Linked DNA regions of Mus musculus: all the other regions are linked to region 7. The links are chromatin loops, found by intact Hi-C in ENCODE. Cell type or tissue: heart. All regions are shown on one strand. Links, peaks and the distances in the headings refer to the core of each region. The heading gives the core; the rest is flanking DNA. Region 1 has its middle 51 kb from the start of Atic. Region 2 overlaps Spag16 (sperm associated antigen 16). Region 3 overlaps Fn1 (fibronectin 1). Region 4 holds the start of Fn1 (fibronectin 1). Region 5 overlaps Fn1 (fibronectin 1). Region 6 overlaps Atic (5-aminoimidazole-4-carboxamide ribonucleotide formyltransferase/IMP cyclohydrolase). Region 7 holds the start of Gm4319 (predicted gene 4319).

Evidence for each region. Peaks named below come from ENCODE experiments on the same cell type or tissue, not always from the same donor. Only the 100,000 strongest peaks of a DNase experiment are listed, where the experiment ranks them.
Region 1: a loop joins it to region 7, with 6 times the contacts of the local background. A loop is called at or near these places in 13 of 42 quality-filtered maps.
Region 2: a loop joins it to region 7, with 6 times the contacts of the local background. A loop is called at or near these places in 3 of 42 quality-filtered maps.
Region 3: a loop joins it to region 7, with 3 times the contacts of the local background. A loop is called at or near these places in 7 of 42 quality-filtered maps.
Region 4: it touches region 7 in a loop (3-fold over the local background); 2 of 42 quality-filtered maps call a loop at or near these places.
Region 5: it touches region 7 in a loop (3-fold over the local background); 2 of 42 quality-filtered maps call a loop at or near these places.
Region 6: it touches region 7 in a loop (3-fold over the local background); 7 of 42 quality-filtered maps call a loop at or near these places.

The regions. Positions count from the first base shown.
Region 1 is chr1:71,503,915-71,508,236 of GRCm38, forward strand. No RefSeq gene overlaps it. Among named protein-coding and RNA genes, the nearest start is that of Atic, 51 kb to the right of the region's middle. In heart, for the core only: a CTCF peak has its summit at 2,146 (motif pointing left); no DNase peak of the experiment used is centred there.
Region 2 is chr1:70,125,679-70,130,000 of GRCm38, forward strand. All of the region lies in intron 11 of Spag16 (sperm associated antigen 16), which reads left to right. Among named protein-coding and RNA genes, the nearest start is that of Gm23879, 170 kb to the left of the region's middle. In heart, for the core only: a CTCF peak has its summit at 2,554 (motif pointing right); no DNase peak of the experiment used is centred there.
Region 3 is chr1:71,583,022-71,587,343 of GRCm38, forward strand. It overlaps Fn1 (fibronectin 1), which reads right to left. Exons shown (of 46, transcript NM_010233.2): 45 at 3,809-3,922; 46 at 2,452-3,262. The coding sequence ends at 3,191. Among named protein-coding and RNA genes, the nearest start is that of Atic, 28 kb to the left of the region's middle. In heart, for the core only: no CTCF peak of the experiment used is centred there; no DNase peak of the experiment used is centred there.
Region 4 is chr1:71,651,317-71,655,638 of GRCm38, forward strand. It overlaps Fn1 (fibronectin 1), which reads right to left and starts at 1,918. Exons shown (of 46, transcript NM_010233.2): 1 at 1,516-1,918; 2 at 205-333. The coding sequence starts at 1,666. Apol7d (apolipoprotein L 7d) reads left to right here and starts at 2,019. Exons shown (of 4, transcript NR_040308.1): 1 at 2,019-2,070. In heart, for the core only: no CTCF peak of the experiment used is centred there; a DNase peak (open chromatin) is centred at 1,985; H3K4me3 peaks cover 2,965 bases; H3K27ac peaks cover 3,248 bases.
Region 5 is chr1:71,642,931-71,647,252 of GRCm38, forward strand. It overlaps Fn1 (fibronectin 1), which reads right to left. Exons shown (of 46, transcript NM_010233.2): 6 at 2,617-2,772; 7 at 30-221. Among named protein-coding and RNA genes, the nearest start is that of Fn1, 8.1 kb to the right of the region's middle. In heart, for the core only: no CTCF peak of the experiment used is centred there; no DNase peak of the experiment used is centred there.
Region 6 is chr1:71,572,804-71,577,125 of GRCm38, forward strand. Atic (5-aminoimidazole-4-carboxamide ribonucleotide formyltransferase/IMP cyclohydrolase) reads left to right here. Exons shown (of 16, transcript NM_026195.3): 12 at 105-233; 13 at 3,238-3,330; 14 at 3,814-3,996. Among named protein-coding and RNA genes, the nearest start is that of Atic, 18 kb to the left of the region's middle. In heart, for the core only: no CTCF peak of the experiment used is centred there; no DNase peak of the experiment used is centred there.
Region 7 is chr1:72,121,409-72,125,730 of GRCm38, forward strand. Gm4319 (predicted gene 4319) reads right to left here and starts at 2,350. Exons shown (of 3, transcript NR_166632.1): 1 at 2,129-2,350. In heart, for the core only: a CTCF peak has its summit at 2,441 (motif pointing left); a DNase peak (open chromatin) is centred at 2,433.

The DNA of each region.
Region 1 (4,322 bases), core at 180-4,179, 620 kb before region 7:
AAACTACAACCTCTTTCCCCCAAAGCAAAGAACAAAGCCTTGAGATGTTGATGTTATGTTGTCTTTCGTAATCTGTTGTCTTTCTGACTTGGAGGTGGTCACAAAAATCCTCTTGACTGTCTTGCTGAGGTGGATAGCAAGACTGTGTCATATAAGTGGGAAGAAGGCAGGCCACACAAGAGCCCAAGAAGAAGCTGACAGACTTGGCCCGTTCCCTCCCTAACCTGCTACCTGTCAATCACATCATCTGTACCCATTTACAACCCTAAACAGTTGGCCTTGCTTTTCTGGGCTGATAAATAAAAATGGGCAGTTTGTATCATATAATTAATTATCCCCCAGGGAATCCAAGACGACACACAGCAGAGATCCCCCCCCCCCCCGCCCAGCTCATCAGAGTGTACTGTTCACAACAACCAAGTTATGGGATCCACTTGGCTGTTGTGGACGGATGTGCAAATAAAGGGCCTACATATACAGTGGAGTATTGCTCAGCCAAAGAACGCGATCTGGGCATTCACAGGAAAACGGATTGAGCCAGAGATCACCATATTCAGCAAAACAAGCCAGGCTCAGGAAGTCAGTGGCACAGATTTTCCCTCATATGTGAAGTCTAGATTTCTCTTTAAGACTTGAATGTAAAACTGAGACTGTTTGAGAACAGCAAGAGACCCAGTGAGAGGGAGAGAGCAGGAAAGATAAGCCAATGGGAATAGATATGAGCATATTATATACATGCGCAAAAAAAAATGTCAGAAACCTATTGTTTTGTGCAGTCAACATACAGGATTTTAAGCACACAGTTTACTTTGGCCCTCTGTCTTGGAAGATCAGATCAAATAAATTTACGCAAATGTCTTCTGCCTTTCTCTTGGTATGGGGTGTCTACTGTGACTCTTTATGATAGGCAAGAAGGAGTTCACAGGCTCTATAATGTCAAAAAGATAAATTTATTAAAAATTAGGAAAGGAATTAGTGAACGGGTAAGCATATCAGCTTTATAATAAGACCATTGGAAGCACCGCCCCTCGGAGGTCTGTAGTCTCCCTGGACTCTCAACATGCCCAGGGCTAGCCAAGGTAGTCAGTAGTCTATACTGTGTCACGCTGCAATTCATGGGTTTTCCAACCCATAGTTAGGAAAACTATGTTAACTTTGTATATCCAGGGGTCATTGTTGGACTTCAGGGCAGATAATCCTTTGTGAATTGTGAAGTGCTTTAGAAATATGAGTGGTTTCAATGTGGTGATGTGAATACTGTATTTCCATTGGCTTTTCGTGACTCTTAATTGGCAATTAACACATAAAAAGCCCTTGAGTAGTTCAAAGAAAATTGATTCTTCCTCCCTTAGCTGCCCACCTACAGACACGGGCAAGCAGGAGGAGGATGGAAAAGGTCCCATGAAATAGCTGCTTTCTGCAGGAGGCCCAACAGCTCAGCTCTCAGGATACAAAATGCCCACAGCGATCTCCTAACACTGATGTGGGATGCTCTCCAGTGATGATGGCAGACCACAATTACTTAAAATAATGACAGATGGATTTCAGACTTAAATGAAGATGTTGTCTTCGTCTATGTAAACTCAAGAATCAAACATCTTATTAATAAAGGTATCAACTAACTGATCAACAACAGATGTCTTAAAACTTCCATAACAAGAAAAGTAGCCAGCATCCAGCTGCAGGGTGACTCCATATAAATCTCTATCCGACTTGTTTTGCCCGTGCTTCCTGAGACTAGTAGCATTAAAGCTTGAACATGAAGGTTTTGAAACATTAGAAACTCGACACAAGCATCCATAAACAGAAATAAATATGTGAAGCTCATGCAAGCGCCCCCCCCCACCGTGTAAAAAACACATGCGTCAAAAAGAAAGGAAGGAAGGAAGGAAGGAAAGAAGGAAGGAAGGAAGGAGAGAGAGAGAGAGAGGAAAGAAAGAAAGAAAGAAAGAGAGAGAGAGAGAGAGAGAGAGAGAGAGAGAGAGAGAGAGAGAGAGAGAGAGAAAGAAAGAAAGAAAGAAAGAAAGAAAGAAAGAAAGAAAGAAAGAAAGAAAGAAAGAAAGAAAGAAAGAAAGAAAAGAAAGAAAAAGAGCTGCCTTGTGTTTTTAGTTGTGGTAGTGCCCTCTAGCGTTCAGAATGGTATCTGCAGTCTTATTAAATAGCGCAGAGCCCGATCCATGGATCATTAAACCTTCCTCCCCCCAAATGAGAAATCAGACTAGCAAGAGTATTATATCCGTGTTTTACAATGCTGCATCCAGAAAGACCATTTAGAACAAACTAAAGGGAATAAATCATGCACTGTGGTTAGAAAAGCTGGTTTAATGAAATTTCAACGTGAGGAAGAAAGACAACCACTCTGATTATAAAGCAGATCAAATACTTTTCTCTGTTAACCTTATCTTGGTGTGGGAGTATCAACTGTGACCTTTTATATGAGCAAGAGGAGTACAGCCCCTTTGTAAGCCTACAACATTAAAAAGAAATGTATTCAAAGCAAATAAAGAAGGTAGCAGGCAAGTCAGATCAAAAATGGAATTGGCGACTGGATCTTTTTCCCTGAATAAAAATGTGCACACACTGCTAACTTTAGGGGCTCATATCACACCTGAAGGCTGTGTAGCCCAAGCTAAATGTTTGTCTAGCAGTGTCCCAGCTTGTACCTGTCTGAAATTCTGATTTAAAGATAAAGATGGAGAATGATAGGGCGGTACACAAACTAACACTGGAGTTTCTACCTCGGAATAGTAAAATATGCAAATCATGGAATGAGGAACACTAAATTCACGATAGTCATTTCCTCCAAGGGGAGGGGAGGCTAAGAGATGGGGTAAAGATCAAAGACTGCCTCTCTAACACATCTATGCCATCAGTTCCTCCACAGCAGGTCAAGTGTATAAGGCTAGATAATGTATATGTACAAAGATAATTGATTCCCATTTTGTATCTTCCATTCTTGTTTATATATTTGACATTCTTTTTTAACCTTTTAAAAAATTAATAAAACACTAAATTATTCCACTTAAGTAATATCAGATAGGGTTTCATTAGCGTTGTAAAAAGTGTTACTATTATCAAACATACAAGTATAGTTTCTGAATAGAATATTTAATTCTGTATTGTACAAATTCACCAAGCAATAATTTAAATAAGTTAAAATATTAATCTTGAACAGACTATTGTTCTCTTCACAGAGTTCTTAAGAAGAAAGCTTTTATCTTTATGGTTATAATTTGATTTCACGATAGAAAAAGGGGAAATTCTTCTGAAACTAATGTTATATTAGAACAAAATTTATTATCGATCCATAGTCATTGTACTATAAAATATAATGAAAGTTTAGATAAGGTATTATTCTCTTTGGGGATCTCATATATAACAAAGTCAGCGTGAAGCCAGCTATGTCATTGCCTGAGAGCCTGAACCGAATTGCTGCTTAATTGATTCCCGCTTGTGGCTGCAGCAGCAGAGCCTCCCAGAGCATTCAGGGCTGCCTCTCAGCCCAGCCCATCACAATGCAAAGCAGCAGGGATGAAGTGGAACCCTAGGGAAATGGCGCAGCGCAGGCGCAGGCGCAATGGAAGGGAGGCTGAGCTGAAGGACCAGCTTCCAGGTCACCTGGGGGAGGTGGAGGGCAGGCCCAGACGCTCAGGGATGACCTCAGCACTGCCCGACTGTGCATTTTTTGGCTCCTGGAGTTTCTACCTCAAAGGTCAGGGCCTGCCTGGGCTCAGCTTTTCCTAAAAAAATGTTAATTTGTGAGGACCTGGTTAGCTCAGCTTTGGACCAACGAAGGACAGAACTCTCATAGTGGGAAAAAAAAAACGGGCAAGATCCTGTCATTCTCAGCCTGAAGTCTCCGGAGGAACTGGGTTCCTCAGGATTTTTTTATTTTATTATTTTTTTGACTTGTTCCATTAAAATGACTTCTTCCTAACCAGAAACTGTGCCTCCCAACACCAAGCGAGCTTTCATCTGTCTCTTGTTCCTGGTTTCCCATCCCCAGGCCACCCTGACCTCCAAAGGAAAGCCTAGTCGGGTCCCCACCTCCTCACCAGGTCTTAGTCACTTAGGCCTTTATTTATTTACTTACTTAGGGAGCTGGTATGCGAGATGGTATCAAACTCAAGGTCACCCATCTTGGCAGCAAGTGCCCTTTCCGTGCCGAGCCATGTCCTCCATCTCGGGTAGATAAGTAGATAGTTGCCTTTTTGCCACCAGAGTAAGAATATCTACGGGAAGATTATTTTCTTTGTTAGGCCATTGACAAAAAAGACACCCAAGAGGATGTCTAACCCTGTGTGTTCCAGCACACGTGTGCA
Region 2 (4,322 bases), core at 101-4,100, 2.0 Mb before region 7:
CAGCTGATTCCTTACCGACCTTAACACTGTCCATAGACAACCCATTGACAACCCTTCTTGTGTAGATTTATGCCACGAGAGAATCTCTTCCACTGTACCATATGTCAAGTATCACTGCTGATCACTTTGCTCCTGTTTGCAGATCTCTTCTGTGATGAGAGTAACTGATTCTGCCTGTGTCCTCCACATGGCCCTATATTTGCAGCTTTTAGCTTCTCTGTCCTTTTGAGTCATGAAGGCATGCATGTTTTTCATCCCTCACCTTGTATTATCTGTTTCTATTTCAGATCATGTCACACCAATATACATTAAATACACACACACACACACACACACACACACACACACACACACACACACACAAACACACACACACAGCTGACTGTTGTCTCATTGCAATGCATTTCAGATGAAATGTCAGAGCACATTGTTTAGCCTCTCAGCATTGCTCCTCCAAAATCTGTAATTCTCTCCAGTGAGTCTTCTATTTTCTCTGTTTCTGAATATCAGGATAATATAATTCTTTGCTTTTGCCTTATGTTTATTGATCATACTCATTTGTATATGTTTAATCATAAAAGTTAAATCATTTTCTTTTAAACTCATATCCTCTCCATCCTTCAAGGACTCAAGTAACACCAAGCTCATGATAGTATCTGAATAGCATAGTTTTTAATGCTCTATGTATTTCTACTGTTTTATAACAATCATTTTACTTATAAACCATTAAGTAGAAAAAGTTTAATATTATTTCTAGAATAAAAAGATCATATCAAAATAGTGTTTTAGATGAATTAAAATGACTCTAGTTCTTAAAATGCTTATTTAAGCAAACAGACTTGCAGTATTAATGCAAAATAAATTCAGGCCATGTTAGGAAATAATAGGGTGGACAAATTCAAATATCAAGAACATGGGCATGAAAACATCCTTGTCTACACTGGAATGGTATAGACTCTTGTCAAATGTAGCCATGTTGATCTAGCATCTACAGTACTGTTGGTTTGGGGAAAAGCAGAGCACAGACTAGGGACTATCGTCTGGCATAGTAAGTGTGAAAGCATGTTCACAGACACTCATTTCAGACGGTGCAGAGAGAGAGTCAGACTTAAACAGGATGCACCCACCCATCAGGATCAGTGGCTATGATGGGAATACAGTAGTTACTTTATACATTTTCCTTTAGCTTTAAATTCTGCAATAAGCTTAAATTAATATTATCATAAAGCTAATTTATTGCATAACTAAATATGAAAAGATAGCTGAAAATAGTTATAATTTTAAAGGATATCTCCATTCCATCTTTAGTAGTTGAGTTTTACGAAAATGAAAACAGTCACTTATGTTACAGTGCTATGCATAATTTGATATGTAACATATTAACTGCCCTCATATTTATTAGTTACAGATATCATTTATAAGTAGAGCTGTGATCTGAAGGCAGTTCTTTATGTTGACCCTGTTTCTATGGATTTTGAAAATTGGTCATTTACTTCAGAAGTCATGGCTACTTGTCTTTACCTGATAGAGGTTGGAATGTTTAAACAGCTGTAGTTTACTATAAGCAATTCAGTTGAATGTGGAGACTCAAATAATAATATTTACTGTAAGTCAATCTGTCAGAATTACATGGTATTATAATTTATAATAATAATATTTAATAGCTTGCAATTTCATTCAGCTCTCTCAAACAAAACATACTAAATTCTTTGTGATCAGAGTGTGGAACAAACAGGATGAGATCTTTTTTTCTTGAAAGTCATTATAAGAAAGAACCATGCAGTGAGTAGTATTGGAGAGATGGCTCAGCAGTCAACAACACAGGCTGCCTTTCCAGGGATATTCATTCAGTCCCAGAACCCCCAATGCAGTTCATAACCACATGAAACTCCAATTCCAGGAGATCAGACATCCCTTTCGGACACCCACAGACATCAGACATACAGACTGGTGCACAGATCTACAGACACGCAAAGCACCCATACACAATAACATATAATAAAGTAATCTGAAGCTACAGGCTCCCCTCTTTGTCTCAGGACTTTCCCTTAATTTAGCTGCAGGCCCCTTCAGTGTCAGGCCTTCACTCTAATCAGTTCCTCGGGCACTCCTACTGAACAGTAGTAGCTCTCTTGAAGGCAGTGAGAGACCATCTGGGAAAAGACTCTTTTCTGCCCCAGGAGTTGTCTTCCAGATCCCCAAAGATGAAAACAAGACAGATCTTAATAGGCAGCACTTTGGTTCCTTCTGGTTTTACCTGAACAGACAAGGCTGGTGTTGTTTGTTTGCTGTTTATGATGCAGAAACAGATCATAACACCGGCTCTCCAATGCCAAACCATCGTTCCTTCCCATTTCCCATTCTAACATCTCACCTACAACCACTTCCTGCCAGGGTTTTTGAGGGCTTTAGGCAGAAAATGCACTTGGGAATGTGTACAGGATTGTCTGCTAAGACTTGATGGTTCTAGACACACCCTAAATAAATAGGGTTTACCCATACTTACCCATAGATTTCTACCTGCATCTGAAGCAGAGTTTACAAATGGACAGCAGGGGGCGGCAATTTCCAACATAGATCTGAATATCAATGTAAGTTTAGCCTTAAGTTATGCGGCAAACATCAGATTAGTGCATTTGCTTAGCATTATCTCTATACTATAATTATCTAAAGTTGCTTTTACTAAAAGCTTTGTAAAGGAAAGATTTTAATTAGAATTTTGCATGGCTTCCTCCCTCCCCTGATTTGACTGCTATTTCAAAGAACCACACAATCATTGAAGATATGTGTTTGTATTCTTCTTGCTTCCTGTTAGCCTGGTACTCCATAGAGTAGAATCATCCAAACAGAAGTACAATTTGATCTAAAACTGATCTTGGCCTTGGTATAAAGAACAACTGTAACTTCACCTCTTTCACACCTACCAGATGTCACTGAAAACCAGGAGAACACCTTGAAAAAAACATGGAGAACTTTTTTTTTTCGAATTCCTGGGTCTTTTCTCCCAATTGTATTTCAAAGTTCACAGTTGTTTCAGTGAACCGTGTGTTTGCCAGTTAATTGGTGCTGAAAATTTTTTTTTGTAAGGTTGCATTGGATAGGAATATTCAGTACCATTCATCCTGTGGTATTATGTTTTTAAAAGAATGTAATTAGGGAAATATTTTTAAAGAAATGCAGACTTCCTGAACTGTTTGTTTTTCGGTGAACAGGCAAGACTTGTAATCATAATATCTGAGAAATGGAATGGAAGAATGAACTATCACTGGAGCTTGTACAAAAATAAGGGATTCTTGCCTTACAGTAATTTGGTAGTAGTGTGAATACTGATGGTCCTGACTTAAATCGTTCAACCTACAATTTTTCAACATTATGACGGTGGCAAAAGAGTATATACTCAGTAAATCTTACATATTTGATCCTTTCTCTAGGCTAGCCATAATTCAGAAAAATACTCTCTCAAGATGCTGGTCTATAGCAGCATTGAGCCATCATGCAGTCAATCATTGGCTGCCAAGAGAAAGAACAGAGACACCATACAGTGAACAGTGTAGCCATTGGCTTCTAGACACAAGTGGTCAATAGATTACATGAGGTAGTCACACTGTATTAGAAATCACACTTATTTTTTGCCAGATGAAGACAACAGTGTTTTGAACATGTTTCAAAAGTAGACTTTAACAAGTAAGTCGTAGTGTGTGATAGTTGGATTCACTATATGAATTTTCTGCTTACAATGTGTTCAATTGATGATGGACATACGGAGTCATACTCCATTGGCAGTCAAACCTCTGTCCATAAAACCTACTGAACACTGAAAAGCAAAAGCAACAGCAGATCACTTGTAAGAACACTTATAGCCCAAGACAGGAGAACACAGCTCTATACTTTGCATGGGGGCAGGGCTGTAGTCCCAAGCAGTTAGCAAGCAGGAGCTACAACCATGAAGCTTTATAACTGTGTATGTGAATCCTGGTTCCAACAATATATGTTAATTGCTTTTGTAAGAAGTTTACCTGCTGACGAGGAGTTGAAACCATTTCCACTGGAATAACTAGGGATTATGTCTATGGCCTTTGCTGAAAACGGTGATTTAGCCATGTGATCTGATGTTTAAGAATTGAATGGGAAGGAGACAGAGTAATGATCTACAGCCTTCTTGCTTTCGCCAGATGTCAAGGCTGTACATATCCTTAGGCCACATTGAAGGCCTTAAGGCACAGGTGAATCTCATATTTTCTCTTAGTCATAAAAAATTATCTTCTCTAGATGGTCCATCCTTTCATCTCAGCTCCAAACTTTGTCTTTGTAACTCCTTCCAT
Region 3 (4,322 bases), core at 219-4,218, 540 kb before region 7:
ACATTTGATCGGGTTGACTTTCAACCTTCTGGGGCTCTTCCTGCCTCTCCTTCCCCAGGGCTGGGATGACAGGTAAGGGCTTCTACACTCTGCTGAGGTTTATGTTGTTAACAATGAAGCAAAATCAAGCTGAGTTGCTTTCTTGACCACTTCGCTTATGAATGTGATTCCCACCCTGCCAGCTCTGCTGCCTTCTTTCAAGGAACTTCAGATGAAGACTTCCTTCAATGAAGTTACGACACACACACACACACACACACACACACACACACACACACACACACACACGCTCGCGCACATGCATGCAAGCGCACACACCATGTCAGACAGCTATTTAATGGCACCTGGATCTGTGTACTTCTATGGGTTGAATGGTAGTGGGGGAACCTGGGTCTCATGTAACCCAGGGTGGCCCCTAGCTCCCCATGTAGTTGATTACCTTGAACTTCTGACCCTACCTCACTTCCCTAGTGCTAGGAGTGCAAGCACGCACTACCACATGCATGCAGTAATGATTGAGCACAGGGTGTCTTCACATATACACTAGCGCTCTGCCAACTCGACCCCATCTCCAGTCCTGTTCTTTAAGACATTGTCATGTAGCCTAGTTTGGCCATGTAGCCCAAATTCAGGCCGGCCTCCAACTCAACAGTCTCCTACCCAGACTTCATAATATTTAGGATTACAGTTGTGTGCCATCATACCTAGTATTCTGTTGTGTTTTTCTTTTGTTCTGTTTTTGTTTGTTTGTTTGTTTGTTTGTTTTTCGAGACAGGGTTTCTCTGTACAGCCCTGGTTGTCCTGGAACTCACTTTGTAGACCAGGCTGGCCTCGAACTCAGAAATTCGCCTGCCTCTGCCTCCCAAGTGCTGGGATTAAAAGCGTGCACTACTACCACTGGTGCCCGGCTTGTTGTTTTTTTTTAAGACAAGATCTCACATGCCAAAGCCCAGGCTTAGCCTAGAACTGTCCAGATTCATGACAATATTCCTGCTTCGACCTCCTAAGCAATGGGATTGAAGGTGTAAACTGACAGCCCCGCTCTTCTGTCGTTTTGATGGATACACTGCAGCTAGCTTGCCAACTATTGGGATGGAGAAGTTGAACAAGCGACAGCTTGGGGGCTGGGCCTACTGTCTGTAAGGAAAGCTCCTATCAGCTGGACTCTGCAAAATTAGCGCTTGAAACCTCCTCCAAATGAGAACTAAAGTCCAATCAATCCAGGTGACCTAGTGTGTTCTTCCAGCAAATGAACCAGGAAAGACATTGTTCTGAATGTGTTCCTTGCCAAGAATTTACAAAAGTGCTCTTCACTGAATATTAGTGTATTTTAAAGTAGTTTTGAATTTTTTGCTAATTAATAATTGTGGTAGTTTGAATGAGAATGCTGTCCCCCACCCCCATAGACTCATGCTTGGTCCCCAGCTGGTTAACTGGTAAGCATTAGGCATCTTCGTTGGCGGTGGAGCCTTGTTGGAGGAGATAGGCCGCTGCTACTGTGCCTGCCACATCATGGACTCACCCCCTGAAACTATAAGCAAGCCTCCACTTACTTCCCTTTTTAAAAGTTACATTGGCCATTGTGTCTTTTCACAGCAACAGGATAGTAACTAAGACGATAATGAACTTTCTACTGTTTTTCTGTGCTATTTACTATTCCAAATGACAGATATTTTAGGTAGGAGTGAACCTAAAACCTCCACCATTCTAGCAAAGTGCTCTACCATTGAACCATAGGTTCCATACTATATACCCCAGGTTCAATATAAAAATTCAATTTTCTAAATCTTGTTCATTGAAAAGGAAATTACTTTTGCAGACCAACTGTATGTAAGTAAACTGAGCTGGGAGTTCAACTCAGACTCCAAGTGTCAGCTAACCTGAATGGGCTAGACTCATGCCATAGCACGGGGGCCCCCAAGCAGAACGCCATTCAAATCATTGGAACAGCTCAGAATCCTGTTTTCCTTGCAAGTGATCTACCTGAATAGGTGTTCATTCAAAGAAGCAAAGGCCTGTGATGATTAAACAGAACTATAGGGCTGGAGAGGTGAGGGCATTTGCCGCTCTGTTATGAGTTCAAATCCCAGTATCTATCTCACAAACACTTGTATCCAGCTCTAAGGGACCCAGCATCCCCTTCTGGCCTCCTGATTTTCATGAGCAGCTACACACACACTTGTATGTATGTACACACACACACACACACACACACGAATCTTATTTCCTTTATACTCCTAACGTGCTAGCTAGCAAGCTTAGCCCACATTTGAATCCATTTAAATCTGATAAGGCAGAACCACAAGTGAGGACACAAAATGACGCAAAGTATCAGTGCTTCTGTAAGGCCAGGCAGGCGCTCATGTGCAGAAACCACCCCAGCCCAACACAGTGCCTCTTCACATGCTTGTAGCATCGAAAAGAAAAAGGACATGCATGAAGACAATTTTTCTCTCCAAACACATGATGTTAAAAAAAAAAAGAAATGACGTCCACATCATGGAATGTAAATCTTTTTATTAAAACACTTGTCTTTCCACAGTAGTAAAGCGTTGGCATGTGCTTATAAAAATAATCACCAACCATAATTATACTGAATTCCTCTTATCAACTGCATACAAAGTGTCTTCAATACAATTTTTTCCGTATAAAAATACTGGGAAAAATTGATAAATAACAAACAGGTAAGAGAAAGGTATTTCTAGGCAATCTGAATTGTTGGGACAAAGTGAGTCCTGTGGGAGGGGTGTTTGAACACACAGCCACAGGCCATGTCCTGACAGTGCTGCAGGTCAGATGGCAAAAGAAAGCAGAGGTGTCTGGGTGACTTTCCTGCTCAAGGTCTTGGGTACTAGCATTCAGTACATTTCCTCCTAGTTGGCTACCTGTGTTTCCCTATTGATCCCAGACCAAACCATAAGAACTTTTGATTCTCTTAAACAACACTGAGCAGTACTGAAACCCTGAAGCAGAACAGGGTGACCAACTGTCACCATTGAGGAGAGAAGTCTCAAAACATCCCACGGGGCGATGCTTGGAGAAGCTGTAAATTGTGCTGAAGCTGAGAACATGGCTCCAGAGCAAAAGGCTTAAGGGTGAAAGGACCACTCAAAGATGGAGGGTCTGCTAACATCACTGGGGTGTGGATTGACCTTGGTAGAGAGACACTTGTAGGGTGGGGCTGGAAAGATTACTCTCGAGAATCGTCTCTGTCAGCTTGCACATCTAGCGGCATGAAGCACTCAATGGGGCAATTTACGTTCTGTCAAAATAGAAGACAAACATTAGTAGCAAATACTCGGAAAACCAAAAGTGTGTGTGTTTCGGGGAGGGTTGAGTGGAGATTTGTGTCACAGGTGTTTTATAGGAAGGATAAATAGTTTCAAAAGACTAGCAATGTACTGAGCAATAGACAATGCTTAGGGATTTAGTAAATTATAACGAGTTATAATTAATTCATGACTTTGTGTGTATAAGGAGCCAAGAGTTAACTTTAATCAAGCAAATGCTGTCTGCTTTGTTCATGAGCCTGAAGTTCATTAACAAGGCTACAGTGGCTGGCCAGACAGCCCCAGGGACACCACCCACACCCTATTTCTACCTCCTCAGTGAGGAGATTATAAGCACTTGCTGTAGCGCCTAGCTCTTTTACATGGATGGGTCCTGAGGACTGGACTCATGAGCAAAAGACTTATCTCCAAATAAAACTCATTTGGTTCATTCAAGAAAAGCATCTATCCACCTGCCCCTGGCTGCATGCAGGGAGAGTCACGGTGGTGGGGGTGGGTGGGGATATGTGTACACTTACAGTGTTTGTTCTCTGATTGTATCTCTGTGTATACTGGTTGTAGGTGTGGCCGGTGGTGCCATCGGGACTGGGTTCAGCAGCCCCAGGTCTACGGCAGTTGTCACAGCGCCAGCCCTGAGAGGAAAGACACGAAGTTAAATGGGGTTTAGGATAACCTGAGGGTATCATGACTGAGTTTCAGCTCTTGCCCATCAGCAGTACAAGCAGTTAATCAGGAGACTGCAATGATGCCTGTGTACAGTCGTAACTCTTACAATAGATCTTGGCTTATTCATCTGTCTACATATGCTTTCCTTTCCGCTGAAATATCCTCCTCACTTCTTTTGCTCTTCTCATCTTTGGTCCTACCTTCCTCCTTGGTAGGCTTTCTGCTCTAGGTGGAAGATTTCTCACAGACCCCTAGGGCTGCGAAATCAGTCACAGTGACTTGAGAGTGTGGGGACAAATGCCATCACTTTCTGGTGAAGGAGAGGAATGACTTGGAAGGAACCAGAAAGGACGCCGTGGGTCCCAG
Region 4 (4,322 bases), core at 208-4,207, 470 kb before region 7:
ATCAAAAGCTCCAAGAGAATAAAAAGGCGGCTTTGGAGACTCGTGTGGATTACATTTGTTTTAGAGGTAAGAGCATGTGAAAAGCCAGTGCAAGAAGTCTAATAAGAGGGAATTACAAGCGACTGGAGCAGGGAGGAGGAGAAGGCAAATGTGGTTTTACTTAGAGCATCATCTCTGCCAGGGCCCAGACTGCCTTCCACTTACGCTCAGGCTTGCTCTCGCAGTTAAAACCCCGGCTTCCTCCATAGCAGGTACAAACCAGGGCGTTGCCTAGGTAGGTCCGTTCCCACTGCTGATTTATCTGATAGTGCTTCCCATTGTCAAAACAGCCAGCTGCGAAGAATTGATGGGGAAAGTTATTAACAGTTCCATCCCTCCCTCTCTTTTTTCCCCTACAAAACTACTGAATTTTGCCAACTGACTTGGTGAGCCTGCACAAACAAAAAAACTCTTAAAAGCAATATTCCACTAAAGTTCAGATGTGGAAACTAGCTAATCAAAGATTTAAGCATTGTTTATGTAGATGGATGTTTAGGGGTTTTTTCCTTCTTATCTTTTAACTTGGGTAAAAGTTATACAATGACGTCATGTCCTTATGGGCAGGGGAACTACCTCAGCAGACTTGAAACACTCTGAGAGGCCAGAAATAGAAATTACTTTTAAATCCTGAGGGCTTCAATACTCTTAACAACAACAACAAAAAGACAAGAAAGAAAACTTAAGTTGGGTGTCTTGATGACTATGCCAATAACCCCAGCTCTGTAGAAACTGAGGCAGAAGAATTGCTCCCAAGTTGAACACACAAGCCTGGACAACACAGGAGAATGCCAGGCTAGCTTAGGCTACAGTGTGAGATCATGGCAAAAAAAAAAAAAAAAAAAAAAAAAGAAAAAAAAAAGAAAAGAAAAGAAAAGAAAAGAAAAAGAAAAAAAGGAGGGAGAACTTTTAAATTTTCCTCTAGCCCAAGATAAAGGAAGAGTGTGTCTCTGAAAAACTGGAAGAGAAATGGCTATCCTTGCTCTTGGGGAAAGAATCCTAGGCTACCCCCCCCCCCCCAAAGCACTGAGCCAACTAACATCTCTTTCAAGTTGGTAAGAAACTACCTATTTAGATAGTCTCACCTCCTCCCCGTGTTAAATATTTAACCAGCTATTTGCTGATAAAGAAAATAAGGATCAGGGGAACCACAATAATCTCTGATGTAAAATTTGTAAGTTCGTGTCTCTTTTCTCTTTCACACGTTTTGGTTCCTGGAAGGGCGAACTGAAGGTGTAGAATTTGTTAGCGCACTTGAGGGGAAGAACAGACGGTCCCTACCTCCACTTCACCAGCAACCAGCCTGTTCAGACCTAAGCCTTTTGTGTCCACAGCTGGTTTCCCTCGATAAAGCGCGCACTCACACACGTTCGCACAGCCACGCACGCGCGCAAAAACTTTAGCCACAACTTGAGCGGGCGCTTGAGGACCAACCCATCCCTGCCGCCGGCCGGTTTGAACCAGACTGTCGGTACTCACGCTTGCTCTGACTGACAGCCACCGGGGATTGAGGCTGCACGATTTGCTGAGCCTGCCTCTTGCTCTTCCCGGCTTCGGTGCAGCGCACCGAGGTCCCCAGGCACAGGACTGCCAGCAGCAGCAGCCGCCCGGGTCCCGGACCCCTGAGCATCTTGAGTGGATGGGAGGAGAGTCGCCCTCCCCAGGAGGCAAGTGGCCACGAACTGTGGGTCCCCTCGCAGCCTGCGGGAAAAGTCCTGAGGTGGGGACGCCGGTAAGGAGATGGAAGGAGAGGACCAGAAGTTGTCCGGCTCACACCCTGGGCTCCTTTTCTCCCCCTGTGCAGCGCAGCGGGTGCGAGCGGTTGAGCCCCAAGAGCAGAGGCTTATATGGGACAGTACCTTCCCGCCCCCCACGAGGCCCTGCGCGCCGGGGAGGAGGGTCCGGTCCGACTCCTCCCGCCCCTCCTGCCGCCGCAGCCGCCGCCGACCGCGCGCCTATTGGCCCAGAGTCCGGGTGACGTCACGGGGTACGGTGGGTTCGCCCCGAACAAAAGAGATGCTGATCTCCCGCCAGGTCTGGGACTAGAGAACTTTTTTCCCCTTTCTGGTTTCCTTTGCGGTCGTCAAACTTTTGGGAGGAGGATTGGGGGTAGGGATGGGAAACGGCTGTAAAGTGATGTAGACTCGAAGGAAAGGGAGGGAGGGGCTGGAGCCTAAGGAAGCCTGGGGTGGTAAGGCTTACCCCCCTCATCTCTTAACTTTTTTTTTTTTAAATTGGTGGCTGTGGTGGTGTTTGAGAACATTGCGTCACCTCTGAGAAAAGTCTGTGCACACCAGAGTGTATTTTGTGGGAAGGGAAAAAGTCATAAAGTGGCCACCACCTTGTCCCTGTAGGAATCCAAACTTCACTTTTGCAGCCCCGGGGCGGGGCGGCTCCTTCTGGGTGCTTTTCCTGGGTCCTGGGCGCCGCCTAGGGTCCCCTATCTTTGCCTTTATGGTGTTAGGTAGGCTCAGACCTCGGTTTCTCCACGCAGTACCTGCCAGGTTTCAAGGAAGAGCCTGGGAGAGAGTGAGCGCGTGGCAGAGGTGACCCCCTTCCCTGAGCTTCCACAGCCCTCGGTTCCGCGCGGCGCTCTACAGATTCCAGAGAAACTCACAGGACCAAGTTTCTCTCTAAGAGGAAGCAACAGAAAGTTTCTTTTCTAAGTCGTGAAGCACAGTTTTCCTTTCCTGGGGATGGGGTGCCCGTTTCTTTTAAAAGGGCAGTAGTGAACAGCTTAAGAAGGGGAAAAGTTGAACTGGCTGATGAAGGGGGGCGGGGGGACCCTTCCCGTCCATGCCACGTTCACTGGGCCATCTGCACTCAAACCTAGGTGGCCTCTGAAGGGGGAGTTGGGGTGAGGATGGGTACAAAGATTTAATGTCTTGCCTCCCTCCAGACTTTACCCCGAATCCCCTTGCATGTGTCCGGGCGTTTATTTTATTTTATTTTATTTTATTTTCAGACTTCGCAGTCATGGCAGAATTCCACTATCCACCCCTCCCCCGCTGCCAGATTTTTTATATTTCAATTGTTATCTGCTCCAAGAATGTATAAAGTTCCACTGAAAATTCTCTGGACTTCCTACACTACTGAAGTTGAAAAGGGAATAGGAGACGTCCCCCTGAAGCCAGCAGCTCTAACACGTTGGTCTTTTTTTTTTTTTTTTTTTTAACCTTTCAGACACACACAAGCCCAGTTGCTTTGGTAGGGCTTCAAAAAGACCTTCAAGAAGCCCACTATTTTCAGAGTAGCAGATCCGAACCCCAAACTTGGCTTTCTCCCTCGGTTAGGCGCATGGTCTCCTTTGCTTTGAGAACATATTAAAGCTACTAGCTAGCAAAATATGTTGTTTGTACCAGGTTCTTGGATAATTTGAATTTGTGTGCTTTATAAAATCCTCAACACATTAAAGACACAAAATTAACATTTATCTTTATTGATGTAAAGAACTAAAAACAAAACAAACACACACACACACACACACAAAAAAAACCCACAGCAAATACCAGTTTCTTACAAGCAGTGTAAAATAAGTCAAGAATCTTTGTGACCAACACTCAGGGTTGAACCAGTGCCATACATTCCCCCAAATTTAGAATCCCGTCTGAGTTAGTTTTTTTGGAATTTCTCATCATCCCTTGACAAAACGGTTTTCTCTTTCAGATATAAAAGGGCTCCTTGTAAAACAGTGAACTTCTGGGAAGTGCTCTCTCCAGGGGGGGAGAAGGATACCTGGAAATCAGGATGCTTGCTAGATAAACCCGAAGGGAAGGCTTTCCACAAATATGGTAGATTCTGGAGGAAGGAAATAAGTGGTTAGAAAAGAATTTTGTCACAAAAATATGATAGTTTGGTGTATTTACCGTACTCAAAATACTTTAAAATAATATACTTATTGGAAAGGTTTGTGGGGAACCCACTTTACATTTCAGAAGAAAGTTTTCTCTTTCAGTCCCATAGAAAATGTCTCTGGTGGCCCACAAGCAGAAATATTTGGCTGAATTTTATAGGAATGCTTTGACTTGAAAGTTGTGTTTTGGTTTTGATTTGGGACATGGAGATATTTTCTTAATTAAGGTAAACTGGCCCTGCTACGGTAGCCTTCCCCCATCCAGATCTCTTCCAATTCAAGTCGATTATCTCTAACTCAGAGGTAATGAAATCTTAAAGACTACAGTTGGGGGTCAGGGAGCTGGAGAGATGACTCAATGGTTAGAGCACAGGCTGCTCTTCCAGGGGACCCAGGTTCTGTTCCCAGCAACCACATGACCATGACCACCCAC
Region 5 (4,322 bases), core at 228-4,227, 480 kb before region 7:
TCTGGCATCCGTGGGCAGATGGTGCCTACCTGTCTCCTGGCAGCTGACGCCATTGCCCAGGCACGTGCACAGCATTTGCTTGTTTCCTTGCGACTTCAGCCACTGCATTCCCACAGAGTAGACCACACCACTGTCGGTGACACAGTGGCCGTAGGGAGCGGGCTGGGGGTGAGTCTGCGGTTGGTAAATAGCTGTTCGGACATCAGTGAAGGAGCCAGATCCTAAGGGCAGGAGAATGAAAAAGTTATAAAACTGGAAGGGAGAAGTCAATGAGTCCAGAGTCTTCTTGGCTTGACCCGGAACTTCCGCACTCAGCCCAAGAAGTGGTTCACAAGACTCCTCATATAATCCTCATCGGAGCCACACCTGAACAGCACATCTAAGCGACAACATTATCCTGCCGCACAACACAACAGGTTATCTTTCACAAACCTTCAGTCACGCTAGGAAGCGATCCATCTGTGAGCTCCACACCCCTCTACCACTCTCCCCTCCCGCCTGGCTGCTAGCCTTCCCTGCCCTGTTCTAAGCTTCAACCCACTGAGCTGCTCATCATTCCTGGGTACCATGCTCCTGCCTTCTCCCTATGGCTCCCCACTCATCTGAAATGGTCTGCCTTGCCTGTCTTCCCTCATAGCTCTCATATGCTCTGTGTGTGGCCTTTCCTCTTCCTGAGAGACCCCTGAAGACCCACAGGGGATATCCTGCCTTCTCTAAAACTTGGCTCTCAGGAGGACACCCTGGAGAGCTACGGATTTCCTAAGTTATCCCTCTTCCTGGGTGTCGGTGCTCAGCAGAATTCCTTAGGATGTCTGTTTGTTTTCCTAGAAGCAACCAATCCTCACAAGTTTCCTCGGATAGTTAACACAACAGATTGTGCTAGCTTCTCTTTTAGAAATCTGGCTTTTGAAGGTCAGAGTCCGTATGGCAGCGGAAGAGCTTCTAGAATGAATCTAGCCTCTTCCCCCAGCGCTGACGAGCACAAATACCCAAAGAGAACTCAGACAGAGGACGCCAATGGTGTCAAGGCCCACCATACAGAAGGACGGCAAGGCCCTCCTAGAAGAGGTTGTTTCGTTTAACAGTGTTTCTCAAACCCTTTAATAGTGAAACACCTCGGTATATTAGTGATGCCATAAAAATAGTTAACACGTATTGTTTAATCCCAGTTAGCTCAGTTAATCCTTCATGTAGTTCAGTCGACTGACATTCGTAACTGTTCTTCCTCTGCCTTATGGCCAATAGCTGTTTTTATCGATGATAATTGGATAATGTAGAGATCATCAAATGTAACCTTGTTTGCTTTCACAAGGATTAATTAGGTCCAGATAAACTCGTCAAAAGGGGAAAAAAATCTAATTACTATTGCCTGAATGACTGACTGCTAAGAGGCTAAGTAACAAGGCTGGACTATCACACAGTAAAAGCTAGATGGAAACCCAGAGCGCAATAGCGGGAAGGTACCACCCACAAGAGCTGCACTTCCTTCTTCCGATGTGTGTGTGCATGAGAGACAGCATCTTTTTTTTTTTTTATTTTTTTTTAAAGATTTATTTATTTATTACATGTAAGTACACCATAGCTGTCTTCAGACACACCAGAAGAGGGCGTCAGATCTCGTTACGGGTGGTTGTGAGCCACCATGTGGTTGCTGGGATTTGAACTCTGGACCTTCGGAAGAGCAGTTGGGTGCTCTTACCCACTGAGCCACATTGAGCAGGTTTGACTAGAACTCACTACGTAGCCAAGGCTGACTCTGGACTTCTGATCCTCCGTCCCTCTACTTCCTGATCCCTGGAATCGCAGGCACAACACACCCTCCTTTTATTTAGTGATGGGGAACCAGAACCAGGGCTTTGCGCATGGTTGGCAAGTGCTCCGACCCCTTCCTCAGACTCTGACCAAGCATCCAAGATACATACAAATACCTTTCTTTGTTTTAGTTATTCTTTTAAATTTATATAATAATTATTGGGGTGTTTTGGGAGGGTGCTGGGAACTGAACCCAGGGCTTGAGGATTCCAAGTACATACCACACATTCACTCACTATTGCTTGTCCATGTGAGGGAGGGTGCATGCACATTATCTATGTGCGCATGCGTGTGGAGAGCTTGTGCATGTAGAAGGCAGGGATTATGCCCAGAGCCATCTTGTTTTCTATGACACCATCTTTCACAAACCTAGAACACAACTTCCCCCAACTCCCCCAAGAAAAGTGGGCTGGCCAGCCACACCATCTCACTAACCTGGAACCACCCCCACACTTCCAAAGTAGTGTAAGCTGGCTGGTCTGTAATCCCCAGGTATCCTCCTGCCTCCACCTTCTTGGTGCTGGGATAACACCATCACACTTGGATATTTACTTTGGTTCTAGACTGAACTCTGAGTCTCATGCTCATAAGCCAAAGCCTATACTAATAGAGCCATGACCAGAGTACACTATGCTTTCCAACCCAGCCCTCTGTGCTAAAGGCACGTCTCAACTTCATTCCACTCAACTTTGTTCACAATATAGAATGAATATTTTTAAACAGTTATGTGAACGATTCCAGCTTCTTAGCTGAAACGCTATAAATCACCCTGGCGTGGAGCTGTCCCCGGTCCCAGCGCCTCACCGGCTGAAGCACTTTGTAGAGCATGTCGCTCACACTTCCACTCCCCTCTGCCATTGCCTGTGCAGACACACTGAAGCAGGTTTCCTCGGTTGTCCTTCTTGCTCCACGTGTCTCCAATCCTATAGGATGTCCGGGTGTCCTGATCGTTGCATCTGTCTGTTTCAGGAGAGAAGCATTGAATATAGAAGTTATCTAGTAACCGACACGCAGCCATCCACACTAAGATGGGAATGCTGCAGTTGAATGCTTCTGAGTGGCTGTTGTTGGTGTTAGTACATCCTACCCAGTGCTGGTGATGCATATATTAAAATTCAGATACCCGGTTCGTTACAGTACAGCCCTACCTCTCCATTTGCCAAAGGAAAAAAAGAAAAAATACTATTCAGTGTCTTTTATTGATTAAAAAAAATTAAGATTTTCTACATTGGTTCTTTGACTCAATTAATTATCTGGCAATCTACTCTTTACTCCTCAGTGTCTTCCAGACCTTTTTCTGTAATTACAGCCCATGGCCCTCCTTTCAATAAACAATAAGGAGGCAGGTCTCTTCCGACTGCCCCAGGGAAGCTAAAAAGTTAACCACACCAATCTCTCCACTTGTTATGTAAAAGTATTCCTGTGGAAAAACAACTTCTCTGGCTAGAAGGTTCTCTTTTCTTGCCCCACCCAAAACCACCTGTTTTACAATTACAAAGTCACCCACGTGGTTAACCCCAGCGTCTGGGAGGTAGGAGCAGGAGTGTTAAGAGCCCAAGGTCTCTCTCAGCAACACAGTAAGTTCTAGGCCAGCCTGGGCTTATGAGAATCCTCCCTGTATAATAGTAATTGTAATAATAACAGTGACAATAACCAATAGCAACGACAAAATGGCTTATCCCACGGTTAAAAGGTCTCTTCTGGAGTTAAGGATGCTGTCTCTTATTATCCTTGTAAAAAGCTGGCCCCAGGCATCCTTCTTCCCTCCCGCTTCTAAGATTGTCTTGAAGTCTTAATTGCTGCTTCTGCCTTCAAAGTTCCATTTAGAATTTCAAACTAACAACAGCCTTGGAATTTGCTGAAGCATGAATTTTAAAACGCATGCAAAAAAAAAAAAAGTCAAATCTAGATATCTTGAATGTGTTTTGTTTATCCAGCTTAAACTAGTAATTAAAAATACCACCCAAGTTCAAATTCTTTGCCACACAAAAATAAGTCATGGAAAAAGATCAAATGTTTCCCCCAAACTTATAGGATCCTTAGATCTTTTGATTTAAAACTGTGATGAGCTTCAGTCTTCCAAGTCGTTTGTGGCAGTATTTTCATTGAAGACAAATTAGACATCTAATTCTGAGCCACTGAGCTGGCTTAGTGAGTAAAGAACCTTGCCACCAAACCTGACAACCTGAGGTCACTGCACCCTGCGCGGTCCAAACTGTCCTTTGCCCTCCACATGCACACTGTGGCGTGTGTGCCTCCCACCTCCACACACAAAATAAACACATGTAGAAAGAAATCTAATTCAGACTCTTACCTATCATTTAAAACCCTTCTGACAGCATGCAAAGTTTCTCAAACAAATAGCATGTGATCAACAAAATTTTATAAGTACTTACTTTGTATGTGGCAATATGGGGAGGGAAATACGAACTGGGCATCAGCCTTCAGAGAACACTTAGTAGGTCAAAGATGAGGAAGGCTCATGTATTAATCACTTACAAAGCTCAGCA
Region 6 (4,322 bases), core at 74-4,073, 550 kb before region 7:
GGGCCACATGCATGTACCTTCATACCCGCAAGAATGAATTTTTGTGTGTGTAAAATTTGGGATTGTAGATATAATACTTACAATTTTTTTAATTTGTGTCTCAGATGGACCAGTCCTACAAACCAGATGAAAATGAAGTTCGAACACTCTTTGGTCTTCGTTTAAGCCAGAAGAGAAATAATGGTGTCGTTGACAAGTCATTATTTAGCAATATTGTCACCAAGAATAAAGATGTAAGTTTGGAAGTATGTAAACTAAAAGTTAATAGCATGTCTGTCTTCAGTATATGTAAGCTTATTCTTTATTAGGGTCCAACCATATTTGTAAATGGATAGATATGCAAGCAGCTAGCTCATCTTTGAATTGTCAGGTATGCCTGACACATTAGAAGCTTATGTGTTTATGTACTTAAATAGAAATAAGTATCTTTAGTCATACCTAAGTAAGCTCGTGTCTTCTGCAACTCTATGCATGCGTTAGGTCATGGATGTTTTGTTTTGTTTTGTTTTTTTCCGGATTTTTCAAGACAGGGTTTCTCTGTGTAGCCCTGGCTGTCCTGGAACTCACTCTGTAGACCAGGCTGGCCTCGAACTCAGAAATCCGCCTGCCTCTGCCTCCCGAGTGCTGGGATTAAAGGCGTGCACCACCACTGCCCGGCACAGATGTTTTTCTGTAGTGATAAATGATGCTCTGCTTCAGTGAAAAGCCACCTGACAACCCGAGTATGATCTGTGCTCTCCGATATTCAGGTCGTGTCCTTTGTCGCCCTGTACAAGAGTCTATTCTTGAGACACTGATGATATGGGGAGAATCGCTCACATGCAGTCTTCCATTCAGTCACAGTGCATTATGGGAGAGGACCATCCTCTACTGTACAGATTATAGAACTGGGACAGAGAACAGTTACATCTGTCTAAAGTTACAAGATAGGGAAATGAATAAGAGGGTAGCGGTGTGTGTGTGTGTGTGTGTGCGTGTGTGTGTGTGTGTGTGTGTGTGTTGGGACTGACCACAGAGTCTGAGCCAGGCCTTAGTCCCTGAGCTATTGAGCCTTCAGTTTGAAGGACTGCTTCCTGGCTTACCTGCTGTCGTGCCTGGACTTCTTATTCAGTGCTGGGCATTGGATGTGCAGGTGTTTTGAGAGTCTGTGATTTTTTTTTCCCCAGAAATTGATTATGCTCCTGGCAGGCAGGTGAAGCAACATGGCTCATACCTTGTGAAGGACTGAGCTGATTTGAAACTTAGGCTTTGGTGTTTGTGAGGGATGGTCTGTCTGTCTGTCTGTCTGTCTGTGGTTCAGCTCTACAGAAGCCGGCTCAGATCCAGCTCTTGTGCCCTCTGATCTTGCATTACCCCAGCACCGTGTAAGCTTCTGAAATCCAGCGGGGCTCTCTCACCCTCTCCTCTTGGGAAATGTTCAGATTGTTGAGCTCACTGTTTCCTTCCTCAGTTTTTTTCTCTGAATCTTTGCTGTGCGTCTGGCTTTTCTGTGCTTCTGGAGGGGCACTGGTCTACTTACAAGAGGCCATTGTAGCTAGAGTAAAAGATAAAAGAGATCTGAAGTCTCCCCCCTTTAAAAATAAGATTGGGCTTCAGTGGGGAGTTTGCTTCCATCCGCCCCACAGGCATTGCTCATCGTCTTTGATCTAACTCAGAGTGCCAGGGGTATATTTGAAGTGGACTTCTGAGAGGCTATTTTCTATAGAGTCATGTGTACTGGATGGCTCAAAACAAAAGATGAAGGGTATATTAGTGATGTTAATATATAATGTTAGAATAATATATATATATATATTTTTTTTAAACCATTTTTTTATTATTTTACTTATTTACTTTACATCCCACTCACTGCCCCCCTCCTGGTCACCCCCCTCCCACAACCCTGCTCGTTCCCCTGAAAATCTTTTAAAACTAATCTTCAGATGTTGAGATGTAAGAAGTGTGGGTTCACGTGCAGTTGTTGAGTTCTCTCTCCTACATTCTTTATCCCGTTTCCCTTTTGCAGAGTAGAAGCTTCATTCGGATGAAGCCAAGCTTATCTTTTTCTTTATTTTTAAATTTTCATTGCATGTACTCAATATATATGATACTGTATAACATAAGGACATTTTCATGCATACAGTGGATATTGTATTTAACCATACATTCTCCCCCTCTCCCCCTTTTAGTCCTCCCCACTCTCTTCTCTTTCTTCCCATAGACAGTTTTTTCTTCTTTCATATTGTACATACTGTGGATTCATGATTTTATATATCTATAGATCTAGGGAGCACAAGCAAAATAGAATATTTGTGTTTCTGAGAGTGGTTAAGTTATTTACTTAATATGATTATCCTCAGTTACATTCATTTTTTTCACAAGCAACATAACTTCATTCTTCTGTGTGTGTGTGTGTGTGTGTGTGTGTGTGTGTAGTCTGGGCTGGCCTTGAAGCCCAGGTCATCCTTCATTGACCTCTGAGTGCTGATTGCTGGGACTGCAGGCCTCCTGTATCTTTTTTGTAGCTAGTGTAGCTGTCTGTAGCTGACACCCTTCGCATGCTTAGAGTGCACACTTGCTTCATTGTTCTCCTTGCTAATTTGTACCAAAGGTGACGTTTTACAGACTTAATGCTGAATGTTGGCTTTAGAGTTTGCAAAAAAAAAAAAATTATTTATTTCCAAAACTATTTCTTTGTGTACACCAGGCTGACCTTGAACTCACAGACATCCACCTGCCAGGTACTGGAATTAAAGGTGCATCATTGCCACCAGGTGCAAAATATTTTTAAATTTTAAAATATTTTTAAATAGCTTCTTAAAATGTTTTCGGCAAAGCAAGAAATACTATAATTTGACTTTTCCAGAATAGCAGTGGTTATATGTACATCATAGCAGTGCACAACGTATATGAAAATTAATCTTCATGTTAGTTCTGATCCTGAATCTTATATCCTCAGTTAAAGAAATTCCAACCAAAAAGTATTGTCATTTTCAAATGAAGAGCGTGTCTCATTGTGTTGCTGAATGGTTGTTATCAGTGTGAGAGTGACACATGGGACTGCAGAGAGTGCACTGCAGTAGTCACAGCTGTGCTCACGTGGTTCAGTCTTGAGTAAAGTATGACTGTGCAGCATAATTTGTCCATCTGGCTGTCACTGAGGGACCTAACTGTATTAGGTCTGTCACATTATATCCGTACCTTAAAATCAAGAGATTTCTAAAGCCTGGTGAGACTTAGCTGTCCTGTTTGTTTCAGCTGCCGGAGTCTGCACTCAGAGACCTCATTGTCGCCACCGTCGCTGTCAAGTATACTCAGTCTAATTCGGTGTGCTATGCCAAGGATGGGCAGGTAACCAAGCTGTTGGGACAGAAGAGTAAGCAGAACAGAACAGTAGGCAAAAGCCTTGGTGCCGGGAAAGGGAGATTTGCCAAGTTTCTCTTCCTGCTGTGTCAGTCAGGATTTACTCAGCACCTTAGTAGACTTGAAAACTAGCCAGAGCCAAGTACTGCACTTGGGTACACTGGTTCCTGCTTAGAGGAAGCTGCCTCGGGTGGGGCTAGTAAGACTGGTTTACACACACACACACACACACACACACACACACACTCACACACAGCTCATCAGAAGAGCCTTTCAGGATTTTCATGGTTGCCAGCTATGAAGTTTGCCAGTTTTAGTCACTAAATCCTGACAGACTGTGGTCTCTGGTCCTTGGGCAGGATCTCCAGAGCCAGCAAAGCCACTCAGAGTGGAAGCTTCACTACTGTCATTCTTTGAAAAGACAGTGTTGCGGGAGAAATGTCATTGATTGCTAACGTCCGTGTTCCTTAGGTTATTGGCATCGGAGCAGGACAGCAGTCTCGGATACACTGCACTCGCCTTGCAGGTGATAAGGCAAACTCTTGGTGGCTTCGGCACCACCCACGAGTGCTGTCCATGAAGTTTAAAGCCGGGGTGAAGAGAGCAGAGATCTCCAATGCGATTGATCAGTATGTGACCGGCACTATCGGTGAGGTGCGGACTGATTGGCTTCCCAGTGGACCGTGTTGCGGTCGTCTCATGTATGACAGTCTTCCACCATCCTACCACAGAGAGGCTTCTCAAAACCCTCAGTAGTGTGAAATGCTTAAAACACCTTCCTCACCCCTGTCAACCTCACTGCTGCGCCCACAAACCTCTGAACCACAAACCTCTGCTTCCTGGGTAATGAATTCGGATTAATTTTATAGGCCCGTACTTCCCCTATGGGTTATAATATTGTCACTGCAGGGCTGTTCTTCTCCATCTGCCAGCATCCCCTAGTGTCAGCAGAGGTGACATTAGACTTGAGCCACACGTGA
Region 7 (4,322 bases), core at 166-4,165:
ACAGCTGGCTAGCAAGTTCCTAGACAACCTCGTGCTTAGTCTGGCCTTCCCGTTGACAACTCAAATATAGAGTTAAGAGTGCATCTCCATGAGTATTTAATTGGTTGGGACGCCCTGTGCTCCGGCTCAATGTGTGGGGGCTGTTCAACCCCGGGTGGGGAGGGACATCTTCCAAAAGTGAAGTAGGCAATTTCTCTCCCCACCTTCAAGAGTTTGTCAGTTTTCTGAGTAATTTTTAAAGCGCATGCTGGACCTCCCGCCATTTCCAAACGCACAGGCTTCACTTAGGCTTTTAAACTTTCTATTTCATTACAGTACAAACAGCCCTACAAGGCGGCCTCCTGCTTCTCCCCTCAGGCTACCCGGAATTATTCATACTCAAGGTCTACAGAGGAACAGCCCTGGGAAGGAAAAACAGGCTAAGAAGTGAAAGCAAATTAGTAATCCAAACCGCCCTCTCCCTGCCTGTCACTGGAAGGCCTTTGGTGTCTCCTTCCACAGTCAAGGGGTTTTCTGAGCCCGAGATTAAAGGATACATTTTCAGAGCTCAGAGAACAGACATCGCGAGGAAAGTATATCCGCGCAAGGCAACTGGGACAAACGGAGCATGTGCAGAATGTCAGGGTGCGCCTTAAACTCCACAGATAGATCTGCCCGCGGTGGATGTTTGGAATTCCACCCCTACGGGCCTTTATTATTTTCCTTATGCCCTGCAGGGTGGAAGCGAGAGAGGAGATGAAGCTGTCCTTGGAAGTGTTCTAAACCTTAAAGCAGGGGACATCAATCAGGGAGATCTTGTCCCACCGGGATATTTGACAGTGTCTAAAGGATATGTCTTGATTTTCACAGCAGCCGTGGCAGACTGGGAGCTGGCAACTAGGATGCAGCGAACATCGATGACGCCGCTGAGCACATCCGAAGGGACCACCGATCACGGCCCGCAATGAAGAATCCTGTTCTAGAATGCCAATAATGCTAAAGCTAGAAATTGCTGCCATTCAGAGTATATACAACAAAAGCAGAATTTTGAAAAATCCTCAGGGCTGGCGAGATGGCTCAGCAGGTAAGAGCACACTCACTGCTTTTCCGAAGGTCCTGAGTTCAAATCCCAGCAACCACACCGTGACTTACAACCACCCGTAATGAGATCTGATGTCCTCTTCTGGTGTGTCTGAAGACAGCTACAGTGTACTTACAGTGCATAATAGATGAATCTTTGGGCCGGAGCAAGCAGGGATTGAGAGAGTGGAGCCGGCCAGAGCGAGTGGGGCGGACAGAGCAAGCAGAGGTCCTAAAAATTCAATTCAGTTCCTAACAACCACATGAAGGCTCACAACCATCTGTACAGCTACAGTGTGCTCATATACATAAAATAAATAGATAGATAGATAGATAGATAGATAGATAGATAGATAGATAGATAGATAGATCTTTAAAAAGAAAAGGAAAAGAAAGATCATCTCCTACTACCCCGGCCCCACCCTCTTTTCTCATACACACATACACAGAGAAAGGGGGCAGAGGAAAGAGAAAACTGATTTCATTGACACTAAACCTGTACTGTCACTTGTGGCTCTCCTCAGAAGATTAGACTTGATATAATCCTCTGTTGTCACCATCTTGAAGGCCCAATAACTTGGGAAGCTGTTCTGTCTCATTTTTCCCTGGCCCTGAAACTTACAGAACCAGGTCCAGCACAGGAGATGCCACCATTTACCGGAGCAGATCCACATAGTTGCCACGACACCCCTTGCTGCCTTTGAAACTTTGGCTTATCTGAGAGCTGACACTAGAAAATACGCTTTATTGTGAATTTCTATGAACCTGCAAATTTCCCTGCCCGTCAAACTGGCTGGAAAATCCACACAGGGCATGGAGTGGCCTGCATTCTGTGGATCAAGCAGCATAAACAGTATTTTTTCAAGAAGACCCTGTAGAGAAACCACAGGGACAGTAGAGAGGGTCTTCACTTCTACCTGGGCAACAAGCCTATATCCCAGTAACCCTTGCAGAGGAAAAAAAAAAAAAAAAAAAAAAGGCAAGGAAACAAAATTCATTTACAAACTGTCAACACACCTATGAATATGAATGCTGAAAACCACCCCCAGCAAGGGAGGGACCATCTTACCTTCTTGTTAATCACTGCCAAGCTAATATTATGGGTCAATCAGCAACAATGTCCTGGCATCTCTGAAGGGATATGTGACCTCTATAAGCAAACTTGGTCACACACAGTACCAGACAGATCACTTAACATGCCTCGGGTGGAGGGGTAGAGAGTTCCTGGTCTGTTAAACATACAGAGATGGTCGTATACATGTCTGAGATGTTTATAAGGGGTGGGGGATACGTTCGGTTTTAGAGTCTGCACAGTTGAAAAGCCTTTTGCAAGAGCGCTGACTCCTAGGTGAGGAAGCACATCCATGAGTCTCTGCTGCCATCTGCTGGCCGTCCTCCGAGCTGCGGTTAGCACGGTGAACTCGGGAGTCAGCGCAGAGCTACATTTACAACGTAAATGGGCTTTGGGGGGGGGGGGGAGCATTAGAGCACAAATCATACTCACTGCCACATTAGTAAACAGTTGAGAACATCGATAATAATTTCTGATTATGTAGGCAATTCTACTGAAAACGGTGCTCACAGCAGAATTCATCACTGAAGCCTGTGAGCAGGCAGCGCGGACTGAGCTCTGCGGGGGGGAACAACAGTGCAGGGCTGTGGGAAAGGGGAAAAAAAGGTCTGGGGCTGAGGGGACGTCAACAGGCTCCGATCCTAACGGGTCTTTAGAGGTGACTATCTACTCCTGCAAAGGAACGAAAACAAAACTAAAATTTTGAGCCTGCTTTTCCAGATAAAATAAAAATATGATCGCTATCCGTTCTTAAACAATACCTCATTGCTTTCTTCAAAAATAACACAAATTAGGTCTGGAGAGATGGCTCAGACATTAAGGGCTAGGCTCACAACCAAAATAATTCAAATTAGATTAACAATAATGACGGTAGTAATGATATAGATTCCGTAAGACCAGAGACTGTTTTATTTTCACGACTAGTACAGCCACACACAGTAGGTACTCCAAGAGATAAGTGCCTAGTCAGATGTGACAGTGGACACTGGAAGTCCCAGCTGCTTGGAGGCTGAGAGGTGAGAGGACCACTTGAGCTCACAAGTTCAAGACCAGTCTAGGCAGAATACTTGGTCTCAAACACAAAATAAAATGAGATACATGCTTAGCAAAGGAAGCTGCTAGCCCCTGATAATGGTCCTACTGTTGAGTTCTTTAGATTCATTTCACTTTTATAACCTGAAGGTACAATGTTATTATTCATGTGCTTTTAAAGGAGATATACCCAGCAAACAGACACGGGTGCTTATTAGCATGGATTAAACATTCATAATAAAAAAGAAACATAAGAATAAGAGGCAGAAAGATCTTCACATTTGAGGCCAACCTGGGCTAACTGGCCAATCTAAATTACCTACCAAGATCTTGTCTCAAAAATTTAAAAAAAAAAATCAGTGGCTGGAGAAACGGCCCGGCAGGTAAGAGATTTGCTGCTCTTGCAAAGAACTCTGCATGATGGCAGCATCCACATGATGGCTTACAACTGTCAGTAATTCCAGTTCCAGGGTCTCTCTTCAGGTACCATACATTACACTAACATACGTACAGGGAAAAGATTCATACATATAGAATGAAAATACGTTTTAAATTTATTTTATGCGCATGGTGTTTTGCCTGCATGTCTGTGTGCCATGTGCTTGCCTAGTGCCCAAAGATGTCAGAAGACACTGTGGGATCCTCTAGGGCTGGAGTTTAAAGAAAACAAAAATGCATTAGGGGCTGGCAAGATGGCTCAGTGGGTAAGAGCACTTAAAGACTGCTCTTCCAAAGGTCCTGAGTTCAAATCCCAGCAACCACACAGTGGCTCACAACCATCCATAATGGGATCTGACGCCCTCTTCTGGTGAGTCTGAAGACAGCTACTTACATATATAACTAATAAGTAAATAAATATTATTTTTTTAAAGTATTAGCTGCCTTTAGACTACACATATAATATGTACTGGAGTATAAATAAACCTAATGTTTACACTTGATACATGAAGATATTCTAAAACCAAGAAGAAAGACGATAAATGTGTCTTACACGCGTTCTCACGACCGGCCAGGAAAGACACAACAAACCAGAATCTTCTGCGGCAAAACTTTATTGCTTACATCTTCAGGAGCAAGAGTGCAAAACTCAAACCCAAAAACGAAAGCGAAACCCCGTCCCTATTTAGGAGAGTTATCCTTCGCCTAGGACGTATCACTC